Linked DNA regions of Homo sapiens: regions 1 and 3 are each linked to region 2. Evidence: read pairs that join two places in POLR2A ChIA-PET (ENCODE). Cell type or tissue: HepG2. All regions are shown on one strand. Each heading gives the region's core, and the rest is flanking DNA. Links, peaks and the distances in the headings are about the cores only. Region 1 overlaps LINC01290 (long intergenic non-protein coding RNA 1290). Region 2 holds the start of LOC107984877 (a long non-coding RNA gene). Region 3 has its middle 18 kb from the start of ATF7IP2.

Region 1 (6,477 bases), core at 1-5,000, 67 kb before region 2:
TCTGCAACCCACCAAGACTCAGAAGGAAAGGAATTCCCCAACGTAGGAAGGAAGTTCAGATGTTGGGCAAACAAAATATCAAATGTCTACTAAATCCTATCAGAAGCCCAGTTCCCTGTCTACCCACAGCTAATTTCAAACTATATTCATCCATATCACACCTACATATTCTTTGCTATATTATGTACAGTCTGCACTGTTGTTACATACTTAGCTTTTTTTTTTTTTTTTTTTTGAGACAAGGTCTCACTCTGTCACCCAAGCTGGAGTGCGGTGACAAAATCATAGCTCACTGCAGCTTCAACCTCCTGGGCTCAAGCAATCTTCCCATCTAAGCCTCCCAAGTAGCAGGGACCATGGGCGTGCACCACCACACCAGGCTAATTTTTTATTTTTATTTTTGTAGAGATAGGGTCTTGCTATGTTTCCCAGGCAATCTGGAATTCCTGGGCTCAAGCGATCTTCCACCTTGGTCTCGCAAAGTTTGTTTCCTGTTTTTTTTTTTTTTTGAGACGGAGCCTCACTCTGTCGCTCAGGCTGGAGTGCAGTGGCATGATCTTGGCTAATTGCAACCTTCACCTCCCAGGTTCAAGCAATTCTCCTGCCTGAGTCTCCTGAGTAGCTGGGATTACAGGCATGTGCCATCACCTCCAGCTAATTTTTTTTTTTTTTTTTTTTTTTTTGAGACAGAGTCTTACTGTCGCCTAGGCTGGAGTGCAGCAGCGTGATCTCGGCTCACTGCAACCTCTGCCTCCCAGGTTCAAGCGATTCTCCTGCCTCAGCCTCCTGAGTAGCTGAGATTATAGGCACCCCCCACCACTTCCAGCTAATTTTCATATTTTTAGTAGAGACAGGGTTTCACAAAGTTGGTCAGGCTGGTCTCGAACTCCTGACCTCATGATCTGGCTGCCTCGGCCTCCCAAAGTGCTGAGATTACAGGCGTGAGCCACCACACCCAACCCACCCCCAGCTAATTTTTGTATTTTTAGTAGAAACGGGGTTTCACCATGTTGGCCAGGGTGGTTTCAAACACCTGACCTGAAATGATCTGCCCATCTCAGCCTCCCAAAATGTTGGGATTACAGGCATGAGCCACCACGCCCAGACCCAAAGTGTTTTACATGTCAAGATGTGGAATGAATCTCTACTCCTCCCTCAAAACATGTATCTCAAAAATTTCCTGCTTCCAATGCATTTGCTTCATGGCCAGGGGAAGCCAAGCGTCCAGAAAGTGGAAGAGCGGGTACTACTACCACCCCCTAGTGGTGGCATGTGACAACACGGTATAGCAATAAAACATTGAAGCAAAGATACCAATTGCACATCCAACTTAGCCAAACCCAACGCAGTTGATAAAAGCTGATGTGTACAAATCCTGATTAATTTAGAATTAAATCTGTTACTGCTAGAACATGGCTATGTACCTACTTTCATTTATCTCAATTTATTAATATATAGCCATGGGATTAGCCATGTGATTTTTGTGCTTTTGTTAGTAGTATATTACTACATTGAGACAGATTTACAGTTTGCAACGGAATGTCAGTGTAGAATTGACTATACTTGCATGAGAAAAAGAATATATTTTCAGTACAAACCTATTATGAACTCTTTATTCATTCATTAATTATTTATTTTTGAGACAGGGTCCTGCTCTGTCACCCAAGCTGGAGTGCAGTAGTGAGATCTCAGCTCACTGCAACCTTTGCCTCCTGGGCTCAAATGATCCTCCCACCTCAGCTCCCGAGTAGGTGGGAGGATCACAGGCACATGCCACGACGCCGGGCTAATTTTTGTATTTTTTGTAGAGACAGGATTTCGCCATGTTGCCCAGGCTGGTCTTGAACTTCTGGGCTCAAGTGATGCCCCTGTCTCAGACTCCCAAAGTGCTGGGATTACAGGCATGAGCTACCGCACCCAGCCTTGAACTCATTTTAAATAGGTGTATTATGAAAAGTCTCTGTGAGTGTTTTCTTTCAAAAGTTTCTTTCTTTGTAAAGTTTTTCTTGTAAGAACTCCATATTGTATACCTGTAGGGCAGAGTTTTGCAGCATCAGTACAATTGACATTTGGGCTGCAGAATTATTGGTGGGGACTGTCCCGTACACTGTAGGATGTGTGGCAGCATCCCTGGCCTCTACCCACTAGATGTCAACAGTGCACCCCACCCCCCACCACTGCTGTGACAACCAAAGATGTCTCCAGACATTGCCAAATGCCCTCTACAAGGGGTAGGGACAAAATTGCCTCCAAGGGAGAGCCACTGCTGTTGGGTCCTATATACACCAGGAAATACGGTGATTGGCAACCATGATGGTGGGGCTACTTGGGGGCTGTTGGAAATTGCCAGCGAAGGTGGTTGGCCTAGAGTAGCTCACACCCATTTGGAAGGAAAGCCAATGACAGTCTCCCCCACCAGGGCCCTTGTTGTCTCTCTGAACACACAGGAGAACAGCACGGGATGTTCCCCATCCCAAAGCTGAAACGGCACATTTGCTCAATATTTGTCATCAGCTAAAACAAACAGACCAGAGGAACCAGGAAGAAACGGCTTCTCTGTGTTTGTAGAAGGACAATAGTTAATTTCACCAGGGTCTTGAACACATGTAAGAGAAGAGAGGTGTTACTTCACCTTGGCACAGGGTTACTTTAAAGCACAGATTTTTTATGCTTATTTTTTATTTTTTTGGCCAGGAAGGGAAGTTCAATTGCTGTGGTCTGCCATTGTCCTATCCAGAAAGAAATGATGGCAAGCCAGATGTGGTGGCTTATGCTTGTAAGCCTGGCACTTTGCGGGACTGAGGTAGGAGGATTACCTGAGCTCAGGAGTTCAAGACCAGCTTGGGCAATGTAGTGTGACCTTGTCTCTACAAAAAATTTTAAAAATTAGCTAGGTGAGGTGGCACACTTGTCGCCCCAACTACTCAGCAGGCTGAGGTGGGAGGATCGCTTGAGCCCAGGAGATTGAGGCTGAAGTGAGCTGTGACTGTGCCACTGCACTCCAGCAAGAGAGGAAGACACTGTCTCAGAAAGGAAAGGAGGCTGGGTGCGGTGGCCTGCAATCCCAGCACTTTGGGAGCCAAGGCAGGCAGATCACTTGAGGTCAGGAGTATGAGACCAGCCTAACTGACATGGTAAAACCCTGTCTCTACTAAAAATACAAAAAAATTAGCCAGGCATGGTGGCGTGTGCCTATAGTCCCAGCTACTTGGAGGCTGAGGCAGGGGAATCATTTTAACCCGGGAGGCGGAGGTTGCAGTGAGCTGAGATCATGGCATTACACTCCAGCTTGGGTGACAGAGTGAGACTCCATCTGAAAAAAACAAAAAAAAAAAGGGGGGGAAGGGAAGGGGAAGGGAGGGGAGGGGAGGACAAGGGAGGGGAAGAGAAGGGAAGGGAAGGGAGGGGAGGGCAGGAGAAGGAAGGGGAAGAGAAGGGAGAGGAGGGGAGGGGAGGGGAAGGAAGGGGAAGAGAAGGGGAAGAGAAGGGGAAGGAAGGGGAAGGAAGAGGAAGGAAGGGGAAGGAAGGGGGAGAGAAGGGGAAGGAAGGGGAAGAGAAGGGAGGGGAGGGGAGGGGAAGGGAGGGGAGGGGAGGGGAAGGGGAAAGGAAGAAAGGGGAAGGGGAAGGGAAGAGAGGGGAAGGGAAGAGAGGGGAAGGGGAAGGGAAGGTAAGGGAGGGGAGGGGAGGGAGGGGAAGGGGAAGGGGAACGGGAAGGGAGGGGAAGGGAGGGGAGGGGAGGGGGAGGGAGAGGAGGGAGGGGAGGGGGAGGGGGGGAGGGAGAGGAGGGAGGGGAGGGGGAGGGAGAGGAGGGAGGGGAGGGGAAGGGAGGGAATGGAGGGGAGGGAAGCGAGGGGAGCCTTTGGGAGGCTGAGGTGGGAGGGTTGCTTGAGGCCAGGAGTTCGAGACCAGCCTGGGCAACATAGGGAGGCCCCATCTCTACAAAAGTTTTAAAATTGGCTGAGTGTGGTGGTGTGCACTTGTAGTTCCAGCTACTCAGAAGGCTGAGGCAAGGGGATCCCTTGAGCCCAGGAGTTTGAGGCTGCAGTGAGCTGAGACCATGCCGCTGAACTCCATCCAGACTGGACAACAGAATGGGACTCTATCTCAAGGAAGGAAGGGAGGGAGGGAGGGAAGGAGGAAGGAAGGAAGGGGGAGGGAGGGAGAGAGGAATCAAGGGAGGGAGGGAGAAATGGAAGGAAAGAAGAGAGGGAGGGAGGGAGGGAAGGAGGGATGAAGAGAGGAAGGAAGGAAGAAAGGGAGGAAGGAAGAGAGGGAGGGAGGGAGGAAGAGAGGTAGGAAGGAAGGGAGGAAGGAAGGAAAAGAAAAAGACAGTGTCACCTGAAACATGGTTAGAGAAGTGCTGAAGCCGCTAAAGTGGGGAGGCTGCAAACAGCAGGACTGAATCAGAAGGGTCATCTAGAGCAGGCGGTGGCTGATCTTGTCATCGGGAGACGAGAGGAGTCGGGGAAGAGCAGGAAGGTGTGCAGTCAGCACGTGGAGCAGCTGCTGGCTTATCCTGTAGGTTTTCCTATGGGATGAACGTGAGGCAGGTTGCTGGGAGTTCCAAGCAGGATTAGGAGCCTTCAGTCTGAACTGCAGACATCCCAACCTCAAGAGTTGCCTCCAGGCCAGGCATGGTGGCTCACACCTGTAATCCTGGCACTTTGGGAGGCTGAGGCGGGCAAATCACCAGAGGTCAGGAGTTCGAGACCAGCCTGGCCAAGATGGTGAAACCCCATCTCTACTAAAAACACAAAAATTAGCCAGATATGGTGGCAGGCGCCTGTAATCCCAGCTACTCGGAGGCTGAGGCAGGAGAATCCCTTGAAACCAGGAGGCAGAGTTTGCAGTGAGCCGAGATTGCACCACTGCACTCCAGCCTGGGTGACACAGTGACTCTGTCTCAAAACAAAACAAAACAAAACAAAACAAAACAAAACAAAACAAGAATATTCACACACAAAAAACAGTTGCCTCCACTCAATGGCAAGGTGGGACTTGCAGGCTCCGCCTCCCTGCCCCATGTGTGAGTTGACCCAGTAACCAGAGCACCTGCTAAAGGACAGGCGACTCCGCCCTCTATGCTCCAGCCTCATCTGCTGAGCTCGTTCCCTGGCAGAGGAAGCAGAGAGCCAGAGGGTGATATGGGGCAAGTGCCCACTTAGCAGATTTAGCCAGCAGGTCAACTAATTTTAAGTTTCACTTGGCTTTCTGTCTCGTTGTACTTGAAAAAAGTCTTTATAATTTGCTGGCTGGGAAAATAGTTGCTTAAAGAATGGTTTATGGATGCTCTGCCTTAGAATCCATGGGGAACATCTTGAGATTGCAGATTCCTGGGCTGCGCACCAGACTTGCTGAGTCAGAACCTCAAGGGCTGGGGCCCTGGGATCTGCCATTTTGACAGGCTCTCCAGGGATTTGGATTGAGGGACGTTGGCGATTGCAATTGGGAATACTTTGTGGGATGCTTGATTCCGTAAACTAGGCCAATTAGCTCAGTTTAGGAGGTGGTTATGACCCAGAGCATCGGAGCTTCCTCCTTACCTGTCAGTTCTCTTCTTTCCCTCTCTAAGCACAATAAACACAGTGGCCCTGAGAGGTGTCTTGAAAATATAATAACAGGCCAGGCGCGGTGGCTCACACGTGTAATCCCAGCACTTTGCGAAGCCAAGGCGGGCGGATCACTTAAGGTCAGGAGTTCAAGACCAGCCTGGCCAACACGGCAAAACCCCGTCTCTACCAAAAATACAAAAATTAGCTAGGTGTGGTGGCAGGCGCCTGTAGTCGCAGCTACTTGGGAGGCTGAGACAGGAGAATTGTTTGAACCCAGGAGGCGGGGGTTGCAGTGAGCCAAGATCACACCACTGCACTCCACCCTGGGTGACAGAGGCTGACTCTGTCTCAAAATAAAAAAAAAAAAGAAGAAAAAAAGAAACATCTGAGACTGGGTAATTTATAAAGAAAAGAGGTTTAAGGCCGGGCACGGTGGCTGACGCCTGTAATCCCACCACTTTGGGAGGCTGAGGCAGGCAGATCACAAGATCAGAAGTTTGAGACCAGCCTGACCAATATGGTGAAACCCTGTCTCTACTAAAAATACAAAAACTAGCCAGGTATGGTGGCAGGCACCTGTAGTCCCAGCTACTCGGCAGGCTGAGGTAGGAGAATCTCTTCAACTCAGGAGGCGGAGGTTGCAGTGAGCCATCATTGCTCCACTGCACTCTAGCCTGGGCAACAGAGAGAGACTCTGTCTCAAAAAAAAAAAAAAAAAAAAAAAAAGGAGGTTTAATTGGCTCATGGTTCTTCAGGCTTTATGGGAAGCATGATGCTGACATGTGCTCAGCTTCTGGGGAGGCCTCAGGAAGCTTACAGTCATGGTGGAAGGCAAAGGGGAAGGAGGCATGTCACATGGCCAGGGCAGGAGCAAGGGTGGGGGCGCCACACATTTTTATTTTATTTATTTATTTTTGAGACAGAA
Region 2 (8,263 bases), core at 1,349-6,348:
AAAGACTAGAAATAACTCAGATTGCTAACTTGCTCTTCCAATTGTTGAGTTTATTTAAAACTTGAAGCTGAAACATTCAGTGTTCTCAGCTTTGGTTGAGAACTTGCAGCATTTTATATATATGTAAATATATATGTACATTAATTCAAAAGGATCAAGGACAGCATGAACAAAAATGCACTAGGTGCCATGGAAGCTGGGCACCCATCTGTTGCCCCAAACCTGTAGCAGTGGTGGCTAACCCCCCAATTCCATACTGGTAGGATTAGGGGGCCCAATTCACCACAGCAGCACTATCAGTTGGGTGCTCATCTGACATCTGGGGCAATGGCAGGCCCAATCCATTGCAGTGGTAGTGACCATAGGCCAACTTTTCCTGAATTTCCCACCCAATGGCACTGGGGATTGAGGTGGCACCGGCAGGGGCTAAATGGGAGACCCAGTGGAGCCAGAAGAATGAAGCTAAGCAGTATGGCACTGTAAGAGCTCTGAAAAGTAAACTGTCATTGAAACTGCAGCTTAAAAGAAGAGGCCAGGATCTACACACTAAACCTAAACAGGGGAACTTCCTGCTGAAAGGGAGTCCTATGCTTAGTGTTTTCAAAGAGCCCTCCCTGTGACTGGATACTGAGACATTTGATCCTTCCAAGGCACTAGCAAAAGGGTGTCCAGCCAAAATCTTGACTTTCTCTCCGGGGCATACTCTTCTGATAGTGAGCCTCTTAGAGTCTTCTGCAATCTGGTCAGGCTGAGAATTGCCTAAATCATTAAGTCCTGGTTCCTTTCTGCTAAACAGTTTGTTTCTTCTTCAATTTTTCTCTTTTTTTTTCTCACATTGTGAAAAGAAGCAAGAGGAAATCAGGCCAAACCTTCAACACTTTGCTTAGAAACCTCATACACCCCGGTAATCCCAGCTACTCAGGAGGCTAAGGCACGAGAATTGATTGAACCCAGGAGGCGGATGTTGCAGTGAGCCGAGATTGTGTCACTGCACTCCAGCCTGGGCAACAGAGCCAGACTTTGACTCCAAAAAATAAAAAAAGAAATAAAATCTCATAAGTCAAACAAAATCCAAATTCATAGTTTACAAGTTGTTTTCCATATAATGTAGGATACAATGCAACTAAACTTCCTGCCACTACGTAACACAAATCCCCTTTCCTCCTGTTTCCAATAACATGTATCCTCATTTCCTTTCAAGTCCTCACCAACAATGCTTTTAATGTCTATATTTCTATCAAAAGTTTGTTTATGAAGATCTAGGTATTAAGTCCATGGTAGGTTTTCTCCACTGTGCTCATTTCCTTTTAACCTCCACGGGCAGTCTTTAACTTCCAAATTTCTACTAAGAGTCTGTTCAAGGTAATCTAGGCTTTTTATAAAGCATGCTCCTCAAAACTCCTCTAGTCTCTATGCATTACCCTACTCAAAAGCCACTTTCACATTTTTAGGTATTGGTTACAGCAGCACCCCACACTTCCTGGTACCAAATTCTTTGTGAATTTCCTGAAGTTACCTTAACAAATTACCACAAACTGCATGACTTATTTTATCACAGCTTTAGAAGCCAAAAGTTGGAAATCAGTTTTACTAAGCTAAAATCAAGGTACTGGCCTTCCTTCTGGAGGCTGCCTGCGTTTCTGGACTTGAGGCCCTCCTCCATCTTCAGTGTACTTCATTCCAGCCTCTGCTTCCATTGTCCCATTTCCTTTTTCTGCCTTTGACCTTCTTGCCACTTTTTTTGTAAGAACCCTTTTGATTAAAATGAGCCCACACAGATAATCCAGGATTAACTACCCATCATCTCAAGGTACTTAATTTAATAATACCTACAAAGACTCTTTTCACCATGTAAGGTAACATATTCACAAGTTCTGGGAATTAGGTCATGGACATCTTGCAGGGACCATTTTTTCCATCTACCATAGCTGTAGAAGGTCGAAAAAACACTATCAACCATCTTGGCACAATTAACTCAAACATGACATTTACAGAACATTACAACCAACATTCTGTACATGGAACATTCGTCAAGTAAAATAATATGCTGGACTATAAAATAAGTTTAACTTTCAAAATTTAAGTTTTACATAGTATGTTCTCTGACCAAATGAAATCAGGTATTATAAAAATAAAATACCTAGAAGTCACAAATATTTTGAAATTAAACACACACTTCCAAATAATTCATATGTCAAAGAATACAAGGAACATTATAAATCATTTTGAACTGATGGAAAACAAAGATATGATGTATCAAAGATTATAATATTTGCATTAAGAAGTACATAATCTAACCACTAAGAAGATGCTTAGAATAAGTGATACTTAGAAGGAAATTCAGCTTTAAATGTTTAATGTTAGAAAAGGTCTCTTAAGAACCTGGAAAAAGAACAAATTATAACTAAAGTCAGTAAAAGAAAGACAATAAAGAAAAACAGGAATCAAAATAAAGAAAACAAATGATAGAAATAACAAAATCTGGTTGATCAAGAAGGAAAAATAATAAATATACAGATTAACCCACATCAGAAACAAAGTACAGTGATACACTGTAGAACCCCAAACATTAAAAGGACAAGTGAATTTTTTTTTTTTTTTTTTTTTTTTTTTTTTGAGATGGAGTCTCACACTGTCACTGGGCTGGAGTACAGTGGCACAATCTTGGCTCACTGCAACCTCCGCCTCCCAGGTTCAAGCGATTCTCCTGCCTCAGCCTTCCAAGTAGCTGGGATTACAGGCACCTGTCACCATGCCCGGCTAATTTTTTGTATTTTTAGTTGAGACGGGGTTTCACCGTGTTAGCAAGGCTGGTCTCGAACTTCTGACCTTGTGATCTGCCCGCCTCAGCCTCCCAAAGTGCTGGGATTACAGGTGTGAGCCACCGCGCCCAGCCTAGGACAAGTGAATTTTACTGATAACTTTATGACAGTGAATTCAATAATTTAGATAACATGGATAAATTCCTTACAAAGATAACTTGCAAAACTGATAAAAGATGGAAAAAAAAAAAAAACTGAATGGCTCTGTACCTACGAAAGAATTGGATTTTCAAGTAAAAGCCTTCTTACGAAGAAAGCTGTGGGCCAGGCGTAGTGGCTCATGCCTGTAATCCCAGGACTTTGGGAGGCCAAGGCGGGTGGATCACCTGGGGTCAGGGCAGGCGGATCACATGAGGTCGGGAGTTCAAGACCAGCCTGACCAACATGGAGAAACCCTGTCTCTACTAAAAATACAAAATTAGCCAGGTGTGGTGGCGCATGACTGTAATCCCAGCTACTCGGGAGGCTGAGGTAGGAGAATTGCTTGAACCCAGGAGATGGAGGTTGCGATGAGCTGAGATTGTGCCACTGCACTCCAGCCTGGGCAACAAGACTGAAACTCCATCTCAAAAAAATAAATAAACAAAGAAAGCTCCTTGCTCAGTTTTCAGAATCTAAGTGCTGAGTATACAAGTATTCACTATAAAATTATTTCGGATTGCTGGCAAGATGGCTGAATAGGAACAGCTCCGGTCTGCAGCTCCCAGTAAGATTGATGCAGAAGGCAGGTGATTTCTGCATTTCTAACTGAGGTACCTGGTTCATCTCATTGGGACTAGTTGGACAGTGGGTGTAGCCACAGACAGCGAGCTAAAGCATGGTGGGGCTCTCACCAGGGAAGCACAACGGGTCAAGGAATTCTCTTCCCTACCCAAGGGAAGCCATGATGGACTATGCCGTGAGGAACGGTACACTCCAGCCCAGATACTGCATTTTTCCCACAGTCTTCACAACCCACAGACCAGGAGATTCCCTCCGGTGCCTATGCTACCACGGCCCTGGGTTTCAAGCACAAAGCTGGGTGGCTGTTAGGGCAGACACTGAGTTAGGTGCAGGAGTTTTTCTTTTCCATACCCTAGTGGTGCCTAGAATGCCAGTGAGAGAGAACCGTTCACTCTTCCTGCAAAGGGGGCTGAAGCCAGGGAGCCAAGTGTTCTGGCTCGGCAGGTCCCACCCACACGGAGCCCAGCTAGCTAAGATCCACTGGCTTGAAATTCTCGCTGCCAGCACAGCAGTCTGAGGTTGACCTGGGATGGTCAAGCTTGGTGAGGGGAGGGGCATTGACCATTGCTGAGGCTTGAGTAGGCGGTTTCCCCCTCACAGTGCAAACAAAGCCACTGGGAAGTTTGAACTGGGCCGAGCCCACTGCAGCTCGGCAAGGCCACTGTGGCCAGACTGCCTCTCTAGATTCCTCCTCTCTGGACAGGGCATCTCTGAAAAAAAGGCAGCAGGGGCTTATAGATAAACCCCCCATCTCCCTGGGACAGAGCACCTGAGGGCTTCAGTAGACTTAAATGTCCCTGCCGGACAGGACTCTGAAGAGAGCAGCAGATCAGTGGATCTCCCAGCACAGCATTTGAGCTCTGCTAAATGTCAGACTGGCTCCTCAAGTGGGTCCCTGACCCCCGTGTATCCTGACTGGGAGACACCTCCCAGTAGGGGCCAACAGACACCTCATACAAGAGAGCTCTGGCTGGCATCTGTCAGTGCCCCTCTGGGATGAAGCTTCCAGAGGAAGGAACAGGCAGCAATCGTTGCTGTTCTGCAGCCTCTGCTGGTGATACCCAGGCAAACAAGGTCGGGAGTGGACCTCAAGCAGACCTGCACCACAGGGGCCTGACAGAAGAGTAACAAACAGAAAGGAATAGCATCAACATCAACAAAAAGGACGTCCACTCAGAGACCCCATCCGAAGGTCACCAACATCAAAGACCAAAGGTAGATAAATCCACAAAGATGGGGAGAAACCAGCCCAAAAAGGCTGAAAATTCCAAAAACAAGAACGCCTCTTCTCCTCCAAAGGATCACAACTACTTGCCAGCAACAGACCAAAACTGGACGGAGAATGAGGGTGACAAGTTGACAGAAGTAGGCTTCAGAAGGTGGGTAATAACAAACTCCAATGAGCTAAAGGAGCACTTTTTTTTTTTGGGACGGAGTTTTGCTCTTGTCGCCCAGGCTGGAGTGCAGTGGAGCGATCTCGACTCACTGCAACCTCTGCCTCCCGGGTTCAAGCGATTCTCCTGCATAGCCTCCTGAGTAGCTGGGACTACAGGCGTGCACCACCACGCCCAGCTACTTTTTTGTATTTTTAGTAGAGATGGGGTTTCACTATGTTGGCTAGGGTGGTCTTGAACTTTTGACCTTGTGTCCATCTCGACCTCTCAAAGTGCTGGGATTACAGGTGTGAGCCAGTGTACCCAGCCTAAAGGAGCATCTTCTAACTCAATGCAAGGAAGCTAAGAGCTTTGAAAAAAGGTTAGATAAATAGCTAAGTAGAATAACCAGTTTAGAGAAGAATATAAATGACCTGATGGAGCTGAAAAACACGGTATGAGAACTTCATGAAGCATACACAAGTATTAACAGCTGAACTGATCAAGCGGAAGAAAGGATATCAGAGATTGAAGATCAACTTAATGAAATAAAGTGAGAAGACAAGATTAGAGAAAAAAGAATTTTTGAAAAGGAACGAACACAGCCTCCAAGAAATATGGGACTATGTGAAAAGACCACACCTATGTTTGATTGTTGTACCCGAAAGTGACAGGGAGAAGGGAACCAAGTTAGAAAACACTCTTCAGGATATTATCCAGGAGAACTTCCCCAACCTAGCAAGACAGGCCAACATTCAAATTCAGGAAATACAGAGACCACCACAAAGATACTCCTGGAGAAGAGCAACCCTAAGACACATAATCGTCAGATTCACCAAGGTTGAAATGAAAGAAAAAATGTTAAGGGCAGCCAGAGAGAAAGGTAAGGTTACCCACAAAGGGAAGCCCATCAGACTAACAGCAGCTCTCTCTGCAGAAACCCTACAAGCCAGAAGAGAGTGGGGGCCAATATTCAACATTTTTAAAGAAAAGAATTTTCAACCCAAAATTTCATATCCAGCCAAACTAAGCTTCATAAGTGAAGGAGAAATAAAATCCTTTACAGACAAGCCAATGCTGAGACATTTTGTCACCACCAGGCCTGCCTTACAAGAGCTCCTGAAAGAAGCACTAAACATGGAAAGGAACAACCAGTACCAGCCACTGCAAAAACATACCAAATTGTAAAGACCATTGACACTGTGAAGAAACTGCATCAACTAACCGGCAAAATAACCAGCTAGCATCATAATGACAGGATCAAATTCACACATAACAATATTAACCTTAAATGTAAATGGGCTAAATGCCCCAATTAAAAGACACAGACTGGCAAACTGGATAAAGAGTCAAGACCCATTGGTGTGCTGTATTCAGGAGATCCATCTCACATGCAAAGACACACACAGGCTCAAAATAAAGGGATGGAGGAAGATCTACCAAGCAAATGGAAAACAAAAAAAAAAGCAGGGGTTGCAATCCTAGTCTCTGATAAAACAGACTTTAAACCAACAATGATCAAAAGAGACAAAGAAAGGCATTACCTAATGGTAAAGGGATCAATGAAACAAGAAGAACTATCATAAATATATATGCACCCAATGCAGGAACACCCAGATTCATAAAGCAAGTTCTTAAAGACCTACAAAGAGACTTAAGACTCTCAGACAGTAATAGTGGGAGACTTTAACAACGCACTGTCAATATCAGACAGATCAACGAGACAGAAAATTAGCAAGGATACTCAGGACTAGAACTCAACTCTGGACCAAGTGGACCTAATAGACATCTACAGAACTCTCCACCCCAAATCAATAGAATATACATTCTTCTCAGCACCTCATCATACTTATTCTAAAATTGACCACATAACTGGAATTAAAACACTCCTTAGCAAATGCACAAGAATGGGAATCCTAACAGTCTCTCAGACCACAGTGCAATAAAATTAGAACTCAGTATTAAGAAACTCACTCAAAACCACACAACTACATGGAAACTGAACAACCTGCTCCTGAATGACTAATGGATAAATAACAAAATTAAGGCAGAAATAAAGATGTTCTTTGAAACCAATGGGACCAAAGACACAATGTATCAGAATCCCTGGGACACATTTAAAACAGTGTTTAGAGGGAAATTTATAGCACTAAATGCCCACAAGCGGGAAAGATCTAAAATCGACACCCTAACATCAAAATTAAAAGAAGTAGAGAAGCATGAGCAAACAAATTCAAAAGCTAGCAGAAGACAAGAAATAACTCTAAGATCAGAGCAGAACTGAAGGAGATAGAGACATGAAAAACCCTTAAAAACAAACAAACAAACAAAAAAATCAATGAATCCAGGAGCTGGTTTTCTTAAAAAAGATCCAACAAAATAGACCGCTAGCCTGACTAATAAAGAAGAAAAGACAGAAGAATCAAATAGACACAATAAAAAATCATAAAGGGGATATCACCACTGATCCCACAGAAATACAGACTACCATCAGAGAATAATATGAACACCTCTATGCAAATAAACTAGAAAATCTAGAAGAAATGTATAAATTCCTGGACACATACACCCTCCCAAGTCTAAAGCAGGAAGAAATCGAATTCCTGAAAAGACCAATAACGAGTTCTGAAATTGAGGCAGTAATTAATAGTCTACCAACCAAAAGTCCAGGACCAGATGGATTCACAGCCAAATCCTACCAGAGGTACAAAGAGGAGCTGGTACTGTTCCTTCTGAAACCATTCCAAAGAATAGAAAAAGAGGGAATCCTCCCTAATTCATTTTATGAGTCCAGCGTCATCCTGATACCAAAACCTCACAGAGACACAACAAAAGAAAATTTCAGGCCAATATCCCTGATGAACATCAATGCGAAAATCCTCAATAAAATACTGGCAAACTGAAACCAGCAGCACATCAAAAAGCTTATCCACCACGGTCAAGTTGGCTTCATACCTAGGATGCAGGGCTGGTTCAACATACACAAATCAATAAACTTAATCCATCACATAAACAGAACCAATGAGAAAAACCACATGATTATCTCAATAGATGCAGAAAAGGCCTTTGACAAAATTCAACACCCCTTCATGCTAAAAACTCTCAATAAACTAGGTACTGATGGAACATATCTCAAAATAATAAGAGTTATTTATGACAAACCCACAGCCAATATCATACTGAATGGGCAGAAACTGGAAGCATTCCCTTTGAAAACTGGCACAAGAGAAGGATGCCCTCTCTCTCACTACTCCTATTCAACATAGTATTGGAAGTTCTGGCCAGGGCAATCAGGCAAGAGAAAGAAATATGGGGTATTCAAATAAGAAGAGAGGAAGTCAAATT
Region 3 (8,263 bases), core at 1,533-6,532, 85 kb after region 2:
TATTTTGAACAGACACTTTACAAATGAGGATATCCAAATGGCCGATAAACAATACAAAAATGTTCAACCATATGAATTAGGAAAATGCAAATTACAACCATAGTGTGATCCACTACATACCTACTAGATAGGCTAAAATGACAAGGTCAAAAATATCAAGTGTTGGAGAGAATATGCAACACCAAGGACTCTCATGTGCTGCTGATATGAGTGCAATTGGTACAATTTGACTTTGTACCAATTGTACAAAGTCCAGGTGTATTGTACAGTTTGTATTGTCAAAACTTTGACAATATCTACTAAATTTGAATACAGCAATGCCTCATGCCCCACCAATTCTACTCCTAGTTTTTGTTTTGTTTTGTTTTGTTGTTGTTGTTGTTGTTGTTTTTGAGATGGAGTCTCGTTCTGTCACCCAGGCTGGAGAGCAGTGGCACGATCTCAGCTCACTGCAACCTCCTGGGTTCAAGCGATTCTCCTGCTTCAGCCTCTTGAGTAGCTGGAACTACAGGTGCCCGCCACCATGCCCGGCTAATTTTGTTTTGGATTTTTAGTAGAGATGGGGTTTCACCATATTGGCCAGGCTGGTCTCAAACTCCTGACCTTGTGATCTGCCCGCCTTGGCCTCCCAAAGTGTTGGGATTACGGGCGTGAGCCACTGTGCCCAGCCATTCTACTCCTAAGTTTGTAACAACAGAAATGCCTATGTGTGTATAACCAAATGACATATACCAGAATGTGCATAGCAGCACTATGTGTAATAACCCGAAACTGAACGTGTCCCAAATGCCCATCAATAATAGGGTATAACCAGAATATGGGCCAGACATTGTGGCTCACACCTGTAATTTCAGCACTTTGGAAGGCTGAGGCAAGAGGATAGTTTGAGGCCAAGAACTGAAGACCAGCCTGGGCAACATAGTGAGACTCTCTCTCTACAAAAATATATTAAAAATTTGGTCAGGCACAGTGGCTCACGCTTGTAATGCCGGCACTTCGGGAGGCTGAGGAGGGAGGGTCATTTGAGCCCAGGATTTTGAGACCAGCCTAGGCAACAATGAGACCCCATTTCTACAAAAAAAGGGAAAAAATATTAGTGGTACATGGCTGTAGTCCCGGCTACTCAGGAGGCTGAGGCGGGAGAATCACTGAAACCTTGGAGGTTGTGGCTGCAGTGAGCTATGATCTCATCACTGCACTCCAGTCTGGACTTGAGCAAGACCCTGTCTCAAATAAATGAAAAAGATATTTTCCCTTCTCTCTGACCTTTTCCTCCTCCATTCATGATTGCCTGCACATAGTCATTTCAATAAGTGGTAGTCACTAATAATTGATTATCTTCCTGTCCTAGCCCCAAGGCAGGCTGACCAAAAGGTTAATGAACTTTCTTTTTTATTAAACAACAATTCTTAAATCACGCAGACCTCCTAGATGGCTTCCAGATGTTAGACTTGTCAAGGGAGCTGCCAGGTGGCTTTGACCACCAGAAATCTCACCTCCCACAAACTTTTCTACTAAGCTACTGGCATAGTTAAATGATAACCTGCCATTGTTTCTCAGCTTGCTTTCCATAGTAACTGGCAGTCACAAACACTACTGTAAAACTTAAGACTGGTCTTTGGGATATTTTTCAGGCTTTACCTGCAAGAGGACCAGCTGACACCATGTGGGTCAGTGGCCCATGTCCCCAGCCAAGGAACTGACTTGACTGGTCGTGTGACTCCCCTATTTTGCAAGGACTGACTCAGCTCATGAAGACAGCTTAGACACTGCTATGATTTCATCCCTAATCAATCAGCAGAACCCATTCTCTGGACCCCTGCTGATATGGTTTGGCTCTGTGTTCCCATGCAAATCTCACCTCGAATTGTAATTCCCACGTGTCAAGGGAGGGAAGTGATTAGATTATGGGGGTGGTTCCTCCATGCTGTTCTCGTATTAGTGAGTGAATTCTCATGAGATCTGATGGTTTTATAAATGGTTGTTTTTCCTGTGCTCTTACATACTCTCTTGCCTGCTGCCATGTAAGACATGCCTGCTTTTCCTTCTGTTATAATTGTATGTTCTAAGGCCTCCCCAGCCATGTGGAACTGCAAGTCAATTAAACCTCTTTTCTTTATAAATTACCCAGTCTTGAGCAGTTCTTTATAGCAGTGTGTAAATGGACTAACACACCTGCCCACCAAACTATCCTTTAAAAAATCCTAGCCACTGGCTGGGTTCAGTGGCTCATGCCTGTAATCCTAGAACTTTGGGAGGCCAAGGTGGGTGGATCACTTGAGATTACAAGTTTGAGACCAGTCTGGCCCACATGGTGAAATCCTGTCTCTACTAAAAATACAAAATTAGCTGGGCATGGTGATGGGCACCTGTAATCCAGCTACTTGGGAGGCTGAGGTGGGAGAATCACTTGAATCCAGGAGGCAGAGATTGCAATGAACCAAGATTGTACCACTGCACTCCAGCATGGGCAAAGGAGCAAGACTCCATCTCAAAAAACAAAAACAAAAACAAAAACAAACAAACAAAAAAAAGAACAACAAAAAACAAAAATATCCTAACCTCTGAATTCTCAGGGAGGTGGCTTTGAGAAATATCTCTTGTTCTCCCACTCAGTTGTCTCACAATAATTAAACTCTTTCTTTACAGCAACAACTGCTGTCTCAGTGTTGGCTCTATGGGCAGTGGGCAAGAACCCACTCAGGTGGTAACAATGTAGCAGGTCCCTGAAAGATGCTTCTGCAGTGGGACTTGTTCTCTCTTGCCACTCTTGGGAGTTCTGCCACCATGTGGACAAGTCCAGGCTAGCTTGCTGGAGAAAGAGAGATCATGCGGAGAGAAGCTTCAATTATCCCAGCCATTTCACCCTGCCCAGTCAAGTGTCCTGGTATTTGAACATGTGCAACGAAGAATAAATAATTAAGCCCATGCTCAACATAGCTGAGTCCTTCCCAGATTGCTAGCCTGACTAACTTTGAGCTAATACATGTTTGTAGTTTCAAACCAGTAAGTTTTGGGCTGGCTTGTTACATGGGGCAAAAGCTAACCAATAAAATATCATATTTCAATGAAAACTGCTTTTTAGGGGTAAAAAGTAAGTAATGGAAGGGGGGAAACCTTCCTGAATTGAAAGTAAGTCTGCATCTTCTTCAACCCTATCTCGTGCAATTAAACATTCCCCATATGGTAAAATCACCTAGAAGCTGTACCTGAGAAGTTGTGATGTCTCATGAGATAACTATTAACCTGTAACCTTAAGCTACGTAAACTGGTGTCAGACACATCTTAAGAGTCTTTTTGTCAACACTGAAGTAAGGACCAAGTAATAATTGAGCCAGTGATTGGATAGATAGTGTTAGTCAGTGTGAGGTCTGCAGACTTGCACCAATCTGGTTTGCTTTGTTACTGGTTTGCTTTGAGACAAGTACAGAAAGGGACAATAAGAGTTTGGCATCTAAGTAGCAATTTAACATTGCTAAGAAAATGTTATTGTATTTTACAAAAGTAGTGTGTTTGCAAAGGGTTGGGGGAAAAAACCCAACTGATCTTTCACTGAAGATAGTTTGAGAAGCACTGTTTAACTCCCTCTATTATATTATGATTACACCTCAAATAGATTTTGTTCTTTTCCTTGTTGTTTCCATTTCCCTTTATCTTCTTTCCACCTTTTATCACTTCTCCAGGATTCTGTTATCATATGGATGGAATGAAAGACAAATCATAATAATAATAGGATAACTTGTCTTTTTCTGCTTCAAGATCAGAGGCTTTCTATTCAGACTGCAGATTAAAATTACACAATTCAAGAAAAGCAAAAACAAAAATAAAAGATCACCAAATCCAGTTTAATGTATGTCAGTTATACCTCAACAAAGCTGTTCAGTTATTTGTAATCACCTAATCTGTTCTATATACTAGATATTCAGATTTTATTGGTCCGGGTGGGGATCTGCGTATTGGGAATTTTTAGAGATGAGGTCACACGGCACTGTCCAGGCTGGTCTTAAACTCCTGGCCTCAAGCAATCCTCCTTCCTTGGCCTCCTAAGGTGCTGGGATTATGAGCATGAGCCACTGCACCCAGCTGGGATTTTTATTTATTTTTTAATTTAATTTTTTTTTTGTTTGTTTGCGACAGGGCCTTGCTCTGTGACCCAGGCTGGAATGCAGTTGTGCAATCATAGCTCATTGTAGCTTCAACCTCCTTGGCTGAAGTGATCTTCTGATCTTCTGGCCTCAGCTTCATGAGTAGCTGGGACTATAGGCACATGCCACCACCCTCAGCTAATTTTTATTTTTTGTAGAGATGGAGTCTTGCTATGTTGCTTAGGCTGATCTCAAACTCCTGGCCTCAAGTAATCCTCTCTTCTTGGCCTCCCAAACTGTTGGAATTACAGGCGTGAGCTACAGTGACCAGCCAGCATTTTTTTTAGAAGCTCTTCAGCTAGATCTAATATGCAGCCAGCATTTAGAACTATTGCTCAGTTTCTTTCTTTCTTTCTTTTTTTTTTTTGAGATGGAGTCTCGCTTTGTCCCCCAAGCTGGAGTGCAGTGGCACGATCTCGGCTCACTGCAAGCTCTGCCTCCCAGGTTTACGCCATTCTCCTGCTTCAGCCTCCTGAGTAGCTGGGTCTACAGGCGCCCGCCACCATGCCCAGCTAATTTTTTGTATTTTTAGTAGAGACGGGGTTTCACCATGTTAGCCAGGAGGGTCTCAATCTCCTGACCTCGTGATCCGCCCGCCTCGGCCTCCCAAAGTGCTGGGATTACAGGCGTGAGCCACCGCTCCCAGCCTATTGCTCAGTTTCTTAGTCTCTGCCAGAATAAATATTGGATGTCGAGATGGCTTTTTTACTCATGTGGCATAAACTGGGCTTCTCAAACTGGAATATGTAGGAATATGCAGTAATATGCAGTGCCAGGTCAAGGGAAATTCCTAGCCAAACCACAAACACATTTCATTTTTATGAAAGGTTAACTTTACTTGAAGACTTTGGGGGTAACGTCCATAGCTTCTAAGATGACTCCCAGTGATCCCCACTTGGGAGTCATACCTTTTTAATTCCCCTCTTACTGAGTATGGGTTGAACTTGAACTGCCTTTTTTTTTTTTTTTTTTTTGAGATGGAGTTTCGCTCTTGTTGCCCAGGCTGGAGTGCAATGTTGCAATCTCGGCTCACCGCAACCTCCGCCTCCAAGGTTCAATTGATTCTCCTGCCTTAGCCTCCTGAGTAGCTGAGATTACAGGCATTAGCCGGCCATTTTGTTTTTAGCAGAGAGACGGTTTCTCCATATTGGTCAGGCTGGTCTCAAACTCCTGACCTCAGGTGATCTGCCTGCCTTGGCCTCCCAAAGGGCTGGGATTACAGGTGTGAGCCACCGCACCCAGCCTTGAACTGCTTTTAACAAATAGAATATGGCAGGAATGATCAGATGTCATTTCTGAGATTAGGTTACAGCAAGTCTGTGACTTCTGTCTTGGGAACCTTCCCTGGTTCTCTTGGAAACCTGTAAGCCTTCCTATAAAAAGGCTCACCATGAGAAATTGCTGCCCAACAACCATGTGAGTGAGCTTGGAAGTGGATCCTCAGGCGCAGTAGAGTCTTTTTATTTATTTATTTATTTGTTTGTTTGTTTATTTATTTATTTATTTTCAGGCAGAGTCTTGCTCTGTCACCCAGGTTGGAATGCAGTGGCGCAATCATGGCTCAATGCAGCCTCCACCTCCCGGGTTCAAGTGATGCTTCTGCCTTAGCCTCCCCAGTAGCTGCGATTACAGGCATGTGCCACCACGCCCAGCTAATTTTTTTTTTTTTTTTTTTTTTTTTTTTTTTTTTTGAGACGGAGTCTCGCTTTGTTGCCCAGGCTGGAGTGCAGTGGCGGGATCTCGGCTCACTGCAAGCTCCGCCTCCCGGGTTCACGCCATTCTCCTGCCTCAGCCTCCCAAGTAGCTGGGACTACAGGCGCCCGCCACTACGCCCGGCTAATTTTTTGTATTTTTAGTAGAGACAGGGTTTCACCATGTTGGCCAGCTGGTTTCGAACTCCTGACCTCAGGTGATATGGCCACCTTGGCCTCCAAAAGTGCTGGGATTACAGGAGCGAGCCATTGTGCCTGGCCAATTGTCTTGAGCTGACTACAGTTGACAGCTCGACTGGAACCCCCTGCACAATCTTGAGAAGCACCCACCTAAGCTGTACCTGCATTCCTGATACACAGAAACTGTGAGACGCTAAGTGGTTTTTGTTTGAAGTTTTGGGGTTGTTGCATAGCAATGGATAACTAATTCAGAAAAGAAAATACATAATTTGACTCTTACATAATAAAATATTTTTTACATGAAACAAACGTATGTAGGGCCAGGTATGGTGGCTCATGCCTGTAATCCCAGCATTTTGGGAGGTTGAGAGCAAGAATTCCTTGAAGCATGGAGTTCAAGATCAGCCTGGCAACATAGCAAGACCTTGTCCTTGTCCTACAAAATGTTTTTTTTTTTTAATTCGACACTTATAGTGGCACATGCCTGTGGTCCTAGATACTTGGGAGGCTGAGGTGGGAGGATCGCTTGACCCTAGAAGTTTGAGGCTGCAGTGAGCTATGATCAAGCCACTGTACTCTAGTCTGGGTGACAGAGCAAGACTCATCCCTTTTTTTTTTCCTGAGATAGTCTTGCTCTGTTGCCCAGGCTGGAGTGCAGTGGCATGATCTCAGCTTACCACAACCTCCACCAACCAGGTTCAAACAATTCTCCTGCCTCAGCCTCCCGAGAAGCTGGGATCACAGACACACGCCACAACAGCTGGCTAATTTTTGTATTTTTAGCAGAGATGGGTTTCACCATGTCGGCCAAGCTGGTCTCAAACTCTTGACCTTGTGATTCGCCCACGTTGGCCTCCCAAAGTGCTGAGATCACACTGTGCCTGGCCTGCAAGACCTATCTCTAAACAAAAAATAAGAATTTAAATAAATAAACAAACAAACAAGCTGTCGGGTGCAGTGGCTTATGCCTGTAATCCCAGCACTTTGGGAGGCCGTGGCAGGCAGATCACCTGAGGTCAGGAGTTTGAGACCAGCCTGGCCAACATGGTGAAATCCCATCTCTACTAAAAATACAAAAATTAGCTGGATGTGGTGGTTGGCACCTGTAATCCCAGCTACTTGGGAGGCTGAGGCAGGAGCATTGCTTGAACCCGGAAGGCAGAGCTTGCAGTGAGCCGAGATCATGCCATCACACTCCAGACTGGGTGACAATAGAGAAACTCCATCTCAATAAATAAATAAATTGGAAAGGAAATGAACACCAGCTGTAAGAAAACAAACCCTAAGGTCAAGATTACAAACTGTAGTGGCCAGGGGCGGTGGCTCATGCCTGTAATCCCAACACTTTGGGAAGCTGAGGCGGGCAGATCACCTGAGGTCAGGAGTTGGGAGACCAGCCTGACCAACATGGAGAAACCCCATCTTTACTAAAAATACAAAAATTAGCCGGGTGTTGTGGCACACGCCTGTGATCCCAGCTGCTCAGGAAGCTGAGGCAGGAGAATTGCTTGAACCCAGGAGGTGGAGGTTGCGGTGAGCTGAGATCACGCCACTGCACTCTAGCCTGGGCAACAAGGTTGAAACTCTATCTTAAAAAAAAAAAAAAAAAAAAAAAAAAGGAATACAATCTCTAACAGATTAAATTGTTAAATTAGTCTTGTATAGAAAACTTTATAATCCTCAGACCAGGCTTGGTGGCTCACTCCTGTAATCCCAGCACTTTGGGAGGCTGAGACGGGCAGATCATGAGGTCAGGAGTTCGAGACCAGCCTGGCCAACATGGTGAAATCCCGTCTCTACTAAAAATACAAAAATTAGTCAGGCATGGTCATGGGCACCTGTAATCCCAGCTACTCCTTGAATCTGGGAGGTGAAGGTTGCAGTGAGCTGAGATCATGCTTTTGCACTCCAGCCTGGGCGACAAGAGCAAAAAACTCCATCTCAAAAAAAAATAAAAAGAAAAGAAAACATAATCCTGTTAATTTCCTTTGTTTTCTGTGTATGTGAGCAAGAACTTAGCTTTTAACTTGAGTACACTGATTCCATTTTCTCTAGTGCTCATGTCTCCAGACAAGAAAATGACTGCCCTCTTGGGTTTTAGACTTTCATGGGGCCTGCAGCCCTTTTATTTTGGCCAATTTCTCCCATTTGGAATGGGAACAATTAACGAATGCCTGTACCCCCATTGCATCTTGGAAATAACTAACTTGCTTTGTATTTTACAGG

What was found. Peaks named below come from ENCODE experiments on the same cell type or tissue, not always from the same donor. Only the 100,000 strongest peaks of a DNase experiment are listed, where the experiment ranks them.
Region 1: POLR2A ChIA-PET joins it to region 2 with 6 read pairs; 2 of 35 experiments call an interaction of 5 or more read pairs at or near these places.
Region 3: POLR2A ChIA-PET joins it to region 2 with 5 read pairs; 1 of 35 experiments calls an interaction of 5 or more read pairs at or near these places.

What each region holds. Positions count from the first base shown.
Region 1 is chr16:10,516,652-10,523,128 of GRCh38, reverse strand. All of the region lies in intron 1 of LINC01290 (long intergenic non-protein coding RNA 1290), which reads left to right. Among named protein-coding and RNA genes, the nearest start is that of LINC01290, 8.3 kb to the left of the region's middle. In HepG2, for the core only: a CTCF peak has its summit at 1,257 (motif pointing left); DNase peaks (open chromatin) are centred at 1,248 and 2,468.
Region 2 is chr16:10,448,762-10,457,024 of GRCh38, reverse strand. The region is part of intron 8 of ATF7IP2 (activating transcription factor 7 interacting protein 2); the gene reads right to left. LOC107984877 (a long non-coding RNA gene) reads left to right here and starts at 1,923. Exons shown (of 2, transcript XR_007064983.1): 1 at 1,923-8,263. In HepG2, for the core only: no CTCF peak of the experiment used is centred there; a DNase peak (open chromatin) is centred at 4,134.
Region 3 is chr16:10,363,756-10,372,018 of GRCh38, reverse strand. No RefSeq gene overlaps it. Among named protein-coding and RNA genes, the nearest start is that of ATF7IP2, 18 kb to the left of the region's middle. In HepG2, for the core only: a CTCF peak has its summit at 2,775 (motif pointing left); DNase peaks (open chromatin) are centred at 2,788 and 4,198.